Linked DNA regions of Homo sapiens: all the other regions are linked to region 2. Evidence: chromatin contacts called from ENCODE Hi-C data. All regions are on one chromosome and are shown on one strand. The core of a region is the stretch at or near the end of the contact, and the rest is flanking DNA. Distances in the headings are between cores, read along the strand shown. Region 1 holds the start of BCDIN3D (BCDIN3 domain containing RNA methyltransferase). Region 2 holds the start of CCNT1 (cyclin T1). Region 3 overlaps DIP2B (disco interacting protein 2 homolog B).

Region 1 (3,055 bases), core at 117-2,616, 1.1 Mb before region 2:
GAGCCGAGATCATGTCATTGCACTCCAGCCCAGGCAATAGTGTGAGACTCTATCTCAAAAAAAGGAGAAAAGAAAAAGAAAATATAAAGTAAAAACTGAGAGGAAAACAGCGCTTATTTTAACTCCTGATGGTACTGTTTGCAGGAGTCATGCTCCAGTGCCTTATAAGAAGTTTACCGAACTGCCAGCCTCATGGAGCAGGATACCCCTTTAAGATGGGTGGGCCAGGTGCAGGGGTGGGGTTGGGGGTCCTGCACAACTCTGCTGATGCTTGGTTGACCCTGACGGATATTCTGGGCCATCCTGGCTTTTGACTGGAACCTGCTACCTAGGTTGACCCTTCAGTTCCTCTCCTTATCAGCTCTGTTATTTCCAATCTCTGAGTCACATCTTGCCCAACTCCATTCCACTATGTCTGCTTCAGTTGGCATCCTTTCTCCCTTCCATTTAAAGTTTCCCCAAACAGATCTGGCCTTATTGTATTCTCTATTGAGTTTTCATTCAACAACATTTGTTGAGCATCTTTGTGCCAGGCCCATGTTAAGTATAGGAGACTCAAGGCTGAGAATAACACACCGTTGCAAGCACATCCTCTGGATCCAAACTCCCTGGGTTCGAATCCTAGTACCATCATTTCTAACTGTGGGATCTTGGACAAGTTACTTTGTTTTACTCCAGTGTCCTCATCTATATAAAAAGAATAATAATACGGTCATTTTCTCACGGGGTGAGAGGATTGACTAAGGAGCTTACAAGGGTGTCTGGTGCCTGGTAAGCACTCTTTAAGTGCTGGCTCTTAAGGCACGGTCCTTGCCTCTCAAGGAGCTCATGGTCTACAGTTGCCCCTGGGGGACAGGGCTGAGTCGGCTGGCTTCGCAAGTGACCTGCACCTCCTGGCTACCCTTTCCTGAACCGGGTGGAAGTTTTTGAGTCACAGATTCAATGTATGACCCCAGACAAGTAAGTTCTCTCGGTCTCACTTTTTGCATTTATAAAGAAAGGAAATTGGACTAAAATTGATTTCCAAGATCCCAACAAACTAGTATACTTGTTCTGGGTCAAGTAGCCCAAGTTTCAAACTATGTCAGCTTGGCCAAGACACTTAGCCCTCAGAGTTTGTTTCATCCCTGTAAAACGTGGATGATATTGCTAATCCCCTCCCAGTGTTGTGATGAGGGTTCAATAATACAAGGCAAGCCCCAGGCGCTCGCCGGCTCCAGGTATACAGCGAGAGGAAATCAGGACAGCTTTTCTGATTCACCGCAGAATTCTAGCCACCCGCCCTAGCCGTTCGACGCACGCGCGCTGGCACCGCCACCGCCCACGCCGACAGCAGGTTCCCGGCTTCCGGTTCCGCCACGGCCCAGAGGCTGTGTTGAGGCTAATGGCGGTGCCCACGGAACTGGATGGAGGGAGTGTTAAGGAGACCGCAGCGGAAGAGGAATCGCGAGTTCTGGCACCTGGCGCCGCCCCGTTCGGAAATTTTCCTCATTATTCTCGCTTCCACCCTCCGGAGCAACGGCTCCGCCTCCTGCCCCCGGAGCTGCTTCGACAGCTCTTTCCTGAGAGTCCCGAGAACGGGCCGATTCTGGGGCTCGACGTGGGGTGTAACTCCGGGGTGAGTGACAGGGGAGGGATTGGAGCATCCGGAGCCAAGTGGTTGGCTGCCTACACATCCACTGTGGTTCTGGCCTGGGCTAACACCCATCGAAACTTTCCCAAAACGAGTATAAAGCGTGGCTTTGACTGAGCCAGTGCCGCTGCTGCCTGCCCGCCAGGGTTCCACCATCTGTCTTAGGAATCTCTCTTGGAGAGGAGTCCTTGTCGACTACGTTCCCACTTTTCTTTCAGGGCCAGACCCCAGGTGGGAACGGTCCTTGTATCTAGGGTGGCCTCTGTCCAGCGTGCCTGGCGCTTTGGCTGGGGAGAGGGGGCTTCCAGAGACACACGTTTGGGAACATGGGGTTAGGTTTGGTTTACTGGGAGAGAAGAGCCAAGGGTGACAGAATCATGCCTGATATTGAGACTCATGTGTGCTATACAGTGCAGGACAGACCCTGGGACCTGCATGTTTATTTCAAAAAAAGTGAGTAGGCCGGGCGCGCTGGCTCACGCCTGTAATCCCAGCACTTTCGGAGGCCGAGGCGGGTGGATCACAAGGTCACGAGATCGAGACCATCCTGGCTAACACGGTGAAACCCCGTCTCTACTAAAAATACAAAAAATTAGCCGGTCGTGGTGGCGGGCGCCTGTAGTCCAGCTACTCCGGAGGCTGAGGCAGGAGAATGGCGTGAACCCGGGAGGCGGAGCTTGCAGTGAGCCGAGCTAGTGCCACTGCACTCCAGCCTGGGCGACAGAGCGAGACTCCGTCTCAAAAACAAAACAAAACAGTGAGTTGACAGAGTACAGTGGAGAGGATCGAGAAGCAAATAAAGCATTTTGCCCAAGGGAATGGAGAAGGGCGGCACTGCCACTCTTCTTGCTGCAAACTATTCTTAGGCATATGATTATAATCAAACCACATGCAAAATAAGGAAATGTCTCTCCCACACCTATTTGTAGCCACTGGGATATTCTACACTAGCAGGCAGTCTGAACTTACCACGGCAAATGCTTCAAAAGTTAGTACCCTCTCTGCGCTCCCTCCATCACTCCAGTCCAGCATCTGGAGGGCGGGGGACAATTCTGTTACGTTGCTGTCCTTTTACAGAAGAGACTTTGGGGGACGACTTCAGACCTTGTGGGACTCAGATGATAGTAGGAAGGGGACATTTGGATACAGTCTCAAAGACTGGAATGAGGAGATGGGTTGATGTCCTGTGTCCCCTGCAAAATTTCTCCGCTGTGATGATACGGGAAGTCAGAGGGTAAAAACAATGGAAAAGAGAGACTGAGGTTAAGGCTTGGGATTTCACGAAAGGCATTAGGAAACCACCAGAGATTTTAAAGTTGAGAGTAGTATACACATGAGAGGTAAAGACATAGTTGGCAGCTAACTAGGGTAGTGGTTCCCAAACCTGGCTGTACGTTTATGGAGCTTTCTGTTTTGCAGTTT
Region 2 (3,054 bases), core at 100-2,599:
CCACGCCTGGCTAATTTTTGTATTTTCAGTAGAGATGAGGTTTCACCATGTTGGCCAGGCTGGTCTCGAACTCCCGACTTCAGGTGATCCACCCGCCTTGGCCTCCCAAAGTGCTGGGATTATAGGCTTGAGCCACCGCGCCCGGCAAAGGAGCTGGGAAATATTTTGACAGAGGGCAAGAACTTGCTAATCTGTGCAAGTGAGGGGTAGTGGTGGAGGCTTTCCACACTCAAGGGGCAGTTTTAGTTCACCCATTCGCAAACGTACTTAAAAATTACCTCTTAGAGTTGTGCTGAATAAATGAAACAGTATATTTAAGTCAGTATTGTGCCTGGGACATGTAAGCTCTTAATTAATGTTATTAATTTCATTTTATTCCTTTAAGTTGGATCACTGGCGAACAACGTGAGAATGTTTTCATGCCTTTGGCTACACATTAAAGCGACCTCTCCAAATGGGTTGTCGCATTTTACATTGCTACCAACAATGTAACAGCCTTCTAGTTGCTTTATGCTCCGATATACGAAAGAGCCCCACCATTTGATTCTGTTTTTCAGTTTCTGACAGCCTCACCTACTTTCTCTTTCAAGTTCATCTGCCACATTTTTACTTATTTTATTTTTTTGAGACGGAGTCTCGCTTTCTCACCCAGGCTGGAGGCTGGGGTGCAGTGGCGTGATCTCGGCTCACTGCGATCTCCGCCTCCCGGGTTCAAGCGATTCTCCTGCCTCAGCTTCCCGAGTAGCTGGGACTACAGGCGCGCGACACCACGCCGGCTAATTTTGTATTTTTAGTAGAGACGGGGGTTTCACCATATTGGCCAGGCTGGTCTCGAACTCCTGACCTCGTGATCCGCCCGCTTCGGGCTCCCAAAGTGCTGGGATTACAGGCGTGAACCACCGCGCCCGGCCCATCTGCCCCATTTTACATCACCACTGCCGTCACAAACAAAGTTCTCGTAAGAACCGCCAAGCGGCGCGTGGGCGGCCGCCCCATCCCACTATAATTGCGGCCTCGCAGCCTGACCCGGGGCGCCAACGCTCAATCCGGTTCTCGCGGGAAGATACACGGTTTTTAAGAAAGAACTTCTAACCCCACTCCACCGCCCAACGGTCACGTGACGCGCCTGCGTCCTCGCCTCAAGGTTTTTTCTGGTCGCATATTGGCTGTTAACTCGGCTACGGGGTGTAGCGAGGTGCATTCCGGAAGTAGGTCCTTTGACTTTTGCTTCCTCTACGGAGGCAAGTAACAACCCGGCGGTCGACGCTTAGCGGAAGTTCGTCAAGTCGCAGTTGCCCCCGCACAGCGGATGTGGGTCGCCTCTTAGGTGACGCTGGGAAGTGCCTGCAGCCTTCGCCGCTGCCTTCTGGTTGAAGCACTATGGAGGGAGAGAGGAAGAACAACAACAAACGGTGGTATTTCACTCGAGAACAGCTGGAAAATAGCCCATCCCGTCGTTTTGGCGTGGACCCAGATAAAGAACTTTCTTATCGCCAGCAGGCGGCCAATCTGCTTCAGGACATGGGGCAGCGTCTTAACGTGTATCCTTGTGGCCTAGGCCTTCGGCCTTGGAGTTGGTCCCGCCATGCTCTGGCGTCCGGGTCTCAGGCTCTGTGGGGGGGACGAAAGTGGGGAAGAAGGTGGGCAGAAGCTGGATGTCTAGTTGGGAGAGCCCACGATGGGGCGGGCTGAAACTCAGTTAGCGCTAGGGAAGCGAGGCAGAGTTGATTTCCCGCTCGCTCACCCGTGCCGCCAGCCTTGCTGGGAATTCGTATCCTTCCCGGCTTTGTGTTTTAACCAGCCCTTCCAACTCTGTCTTCATTGTGTTCTGATCTGCTCTGGTGACGTTAAGATTCTCATTTTCCGCTGTGCCCTAGGGGTCTAGGTCTGGCAGAGGTTTCTCTGTTGACGGCTGCCTCCCAAACCTAGTGTGTAAATTTCGAGAAATTCAGTACCTGAAAGTGTTATAAAGGGTGGACTAGAATTAATGCCTCAGCCTTGGTCCAAAATCCATTCCTCATCTACTAGCTGTTTAAGTGACCTCTCAAATTTTTGGCCGTCTTGTCTATAAAATGGGATAATACCTCTTGTGTTTGATTCTGTGTCCAGCACAGTGCTTTGCATTCAGATGCTCAGTTAGTAGCTACTGTTTTATAGAATTTCAGAGGAAAGATGTTAGTTTACGTTTGTAGGGGATACCCACGAATCTAATGTTTTAAATAGTTTACAAAATACCGGGTCCTTAACTTACTTAGAGTGATGATATGTATTTCATTTTCAAAAATGAGGTAACGGCTGGATGCGGTGGCTCACGCCTGTAATCTCTGCACTTTGGGAGGCCGAGGCGGGTGGATCACCTGAGGTCAGGAGTTCGAGACCAGCCTGGCCAACATGATTAAACCCCTGTCTCTACTAAAAATACAAAAAATTACCCCGGCGTAGTGGCGGGCAGCTGTAATCCCAGCTAGTCAGGAGGCCGACGCAGGAAAATCGCTTGAACCCGGGAGGCGGAGGTTGCAGTTAGCCGAGATGGCGCCACTGCACTCCAGCTTGGGCAACAATAGTGAAACTCCGTCTCAGAAAAAAAAAATTAAAAAAAAAATGAGGTAACCTCTCCCACATATTTTTGTTTGTTAGGAAATACACTTATTTTATGGTGGAGAAAACTAGTATAGTTTTAAATTTCTTTCCACTCTGCGTGTGAAAATTTTCTTGGGTGCAGCTTCTATTTAAATGTGTGGCTGACAGTAATGTGTGTATCTTAAGGGTGTGTTCATCTCAAAATGGGTGTCTGTTTTATCGCCAGTTTGTTTCCTGCTGATGTCCAGGTTTGTTTCCTAAGCATCCTGTCAGTATGGAGTTAAATCTTTTTGTTCGAAATTCTATTTCAGTGCATCCTTAAAATGCTTTCCTTTTTGTATGTGTGTTGTCATTAAGGTTGTCAGCCAGGCGCGGTGGCTCGCGCCTGTAATACCAGCACTTTCGGAGGCCAAGGCAGGTCGATCAGTTGAGGCCAGGAGTTCAAGACCAGCCTGGCCAACATGGTGAAACCAT
Region 3 (3,346 bases), core at 481-2,980, 1.8 Mb before region 2:
GATTTCTCTAAAAACCAACTGAGGCCGGGCATGGTGGCTCACGCCTGTAATCCCAGCACTTTGGGAGGCCGAGGTGGGTGGATCAGCTGAGGTCAGGAGTTCAAGACCAGCCTGACCAACATGGCGAAACCCCATCTGTACAAAAATTAGCCGGGCGTGGTGGCTCATGCCTGTAATCCCAGCTACTCAGGAGGCTGAGGCAGAAGAATCACTTGAACCTGGGAGGTGGAGGTTGCAGTGAACCGAGATTGCGCTACTACACTCCAGTCTGGGCGACACAGTGAGACTCCGTCTCAAAAAAAAAAAAAAAAAAAAATGAAATGAGAATGTGTAAAAAGAGTCCAGTCATTGGGTTTCAAAAGTCTTGAAAGTGTTTTTTTAGACACACATACATAATATAAATTCCCAGAAAATAAGGATTTGGCTAAAACTTGGTTCTCCATGAAAATGAGAAATGAGTCCTCAGCCTGTTGATGCCAACTTGACCAGATGAATCTCTTGTCCCTGAGTTCCCCAAAATGCTGATAAAGTCATATTTTATTCCCCAGAATACATGCCTAATTGGAGTTCTAACTAGTTGACTAATGACTAAAAAATTTAGAATCATGGGGAATGAGTTAGAGTAAGGAGATGGCTTAGAAAAAAATGAATTCTAAGTATTGATGAATTCTAATTATGATAATACCAAGTTCCAACTATCATACCTCAAATCTCTGATTTCACCTTCTGTCACAGGGGGGAAAAAAGTTTCTCCCATCTCCAAAAAGTAACAGGTACTTTTTATAATATAAAGTTAGGCCCGGCTCAGTGGCTCACTCCTATAATCCCAGCACTTTGGGTGGCTGAAAGGCAGGCAGATCACTTGAGCCCAGGAGTTCAAGACCAGCCTAGGCAAAGTAGTGAGAATCTCTGTCTAAAAAAATTTAAAAATTAGCCAGCATGGTGCCCACTTGGGAGGCTGAGGCGGGAGGATTGCTTGAGCCCAAGAGGTAGAGGTTGCAGTGAGCTGTGATCACACCACGGCACTCCAGCCTAGGCAACAGAGCAAGATCCTGTCTCAAAAAAAAAAAAGGAAAAAAGTTGTCTTCCTTGATAGGGCAGTTAAAAAATGGTTAGAATCCACAACTTCCTGTAGGTGAAATCCCTTCTTACCCTTGGAATCTGCTCCCTTTCTGAAGGATCCTCTGCTCACTTTACAGAGAACACATGCAAACACACACAAAATGCAAAACAGCAACAGCCAAAACTCTAGTTCGACGCTACCCTCACCCTACACAACTTGTCAGGGGTTGACCTGCAGTAATGGCTGATAAGGCTGACAGCAAAAGAAAAACAATCATCTTGGTTGGGTTATTTAATTTCAACTGAAGACTAGAAGACTACAAGACTCATCCTTACTACTCTCCTCTCCCTTCCAGAAAGGTCATGAGAAATATGTAGTCTTGAATTTGATGAGACTGAAAACAGAGAATTCCAAAGCATGAGAACTTATTACTAAACAACTGCTAATTAAAACAAAATGGACACTTTAATATTCTTTAAATTAATTCTATGTAAAACCTGATGAGGTAAACAAATATGGTCATGTCTTGTTCTTTATGACTCACTGTGACTCTGTCACATCCTCCTTCTCACTACTACCTTTGCTGTTAAGCACACAAACCATTTTAGATAACAGCTTGTAAAAGTTGGGAAAGCAGTTTCCTGTCAAATGAATCAGAAATAGATCACTGAAAAACCAGCCCGGTGAGGGCCAGAGGAGTCACTAACAAAGAGTTACTCTAATTCACTCAAGGCTTAAGTTTCTCTGCGTTTTTTCTCACACAGGAAAGAGTAAGACTTATACACTGCCCTTTCTTCCCCCACTTCCCTGAGAGCCCAAGGACAGCGCCCTGCTCCTTCTAGAGGAAAGGGGGTTACCCACACTCCCTTCTCTCAGGTCAAACCACACCCTACATTCCCAGCTGAGACTAGAGACCTCTTGTCTCACCTACTCTTACTCATCTTCTCTGGCACATCCTCACCTCACCTACCTTTCATGTCACTGACCACAGTGACTTTCCACAGAAGCACAGCTGCTTAAATGCTGGTGGGTTTTTTTGTATGTCTTCACAATGCATGTTCCAAGGATACATATATTACACTCTTATTTTTATTTGTTTTTTGTTTTTTGAGACAGAATCTGGCTCTGTCGCCCAGGCTGGAGTGCTGTGGTGCGATCTGGCTCACTGCAGCCTTCACCTCCCAGATTCAAGCGATCCTCCCACCTCAGACTCCCAAGTAGCTGGGATTACAGGCGCATGCCACCACACCTGGCTAATTTTTGTATTTTTAGTAGACACGCGGTTTCACTATGCTGGCCAGACTGGTCTGGAACTCCTGACCTTAAATGATCTGCCTGCCTCAGCCTCCCAAAGTGCTGGGATTACAGGCATGAGCCACCGCACCCGGCCAACACTCTTATTTTTAACTCAGAGAATACTCATAAGGCCACTAGGCAAGAACTCCCTCAGCTTCCTCATCCATCACCTATGAGTATCTGCCTCTGCTCCCATCCTTTCCTTCTTCCCTTCTGTTTCAGCAGAAAAGGAGTCATTCCTGGCATCCTGAATGATCACTCCAGCAGCACTTAGGGTCTCAAGCTTTGCTGACTCAGGGAGACCTCGTTCCATCACATCTTTCTACTCTAGACTTTCAATTCCTCCTCCCCAAGACCTCTTACCCCTCCACCAACAAATGAACACACTCAAGTCTCTACCTTCTTAACATAATTCATTTGTTTGGCCATCAAATATTTGTTGAGTGCCTACTACAGGCCAGGAGCAATTTTTTACTCTGGAGATAAAGCAGTGAATAAAACTAAGTTCCTGCCCTCAGGCAACTTATTTTCTAGTGAGGAGAGAGACAAAGAACAGATGAATGTGTATATATCCTAGCTACTTCCTTTCTCTCCACCTCACACGGCCAGGCTTGAAACAGCAGGGTACCCCGCCTGCCTCTACTTCCACTTCCTCTCTGCTTTGCATTCCTTATCCACTTTCAACAGGCTGCAGTGCCCCTTCCTTGCCCCAACCCTGTCCCTAAACCCTACTAAAACAGCTTAGGCAAAGGTCACCACCAATGACCTCTGCTTGTAATCTCAATTGCATTTTCTCAGTCCTAGTCTCAAACTCTATGCAACAAGAGACACTTAATACTCCTTGTTGTTTTGCTCTTCTCCCTCTGGTCACTCATACCCCTCTGACCTCTTTTCCAGGTTCTTTTTTTCAGCTTCCCCCTTAAATGGTGGTGCTTTCCAGTTCTGTGTTTAGCCTCTGCTCACTCAATATGCTCTCCTTGGCTGGGT

What was found. Hi-C counts contacts between places; a loop is a spot of excess contacts on that map. Pooled maps may share reads with other maps.
Region 1: a map of CD8-positive, alpha-beta T cell shows a loop between it and region 2 (8-fold over the local background). The contact joins the promoter of BCDIN3D here to the promoter of CCNT1 in region 2. A Hi-C loop is called at or near these places in 2 of 168 maps with a recorded cell type or tissue (CD8-positive, alpha-beta T cell and naive thymus-derived CD4-positive, alpha-beta T cell) and 7 of 50 pooled maps.
Region 3: a pooled map shows a loop between it and region 2 (4-fold over the local background). The contact joins the enhancer-like site here to the promoter of CCNT1 in region 2. A Hi-C loop is called at or near these places in 2 of 50 pooled maps.

The regions. Positions count from the first base shown.
Region 1 is chr12:49,841,417-49,844,471 of GRCh38, reverse strand. BCDIN3D (BCDIN3 domain containing RNA methyltransferase) reads left to right here and starts at 1,366. Exons shown (of 2, transcript NM_181708.3): 1 at 1,366-1,618. The coding sequence starts at 1,385. RefSeq lists enhancers at 1,024-1,083, 1,654-2,023.
Region 2 is chr12:48,715,002-48,718,055 of GRCh38, reverse strand. CCNT1 (cyclin T1) reads left to right here and starts at 1,349. Exons shown (of 9, transcript NM_001240.4): 1 at 1,349-1,541. The coding sequence starts at 1,381. RefSeq lists enhancers at 595-834, 234-1,234, 1,305-1,584.
Region 3 is chr12:50,531,340-50,534,685 of GRCh38, reverse strand. The region is part of intron 1 of DIP2B (disco interacting protein 2 homolog B); the gene reads right to left. Among named protein-coding and RNA genes, the nearest start is that of DIP2B, 28 kb to the right of the region's middle. RefSeq lists an enhancer at 1,675-1,744. Within about 2 kb of position 1,730, at least 19 of the 41 ENCODE cell types and tissues checked have a DNase peak (open chromatin) inside an H3K27ac peak, as active enhancers do.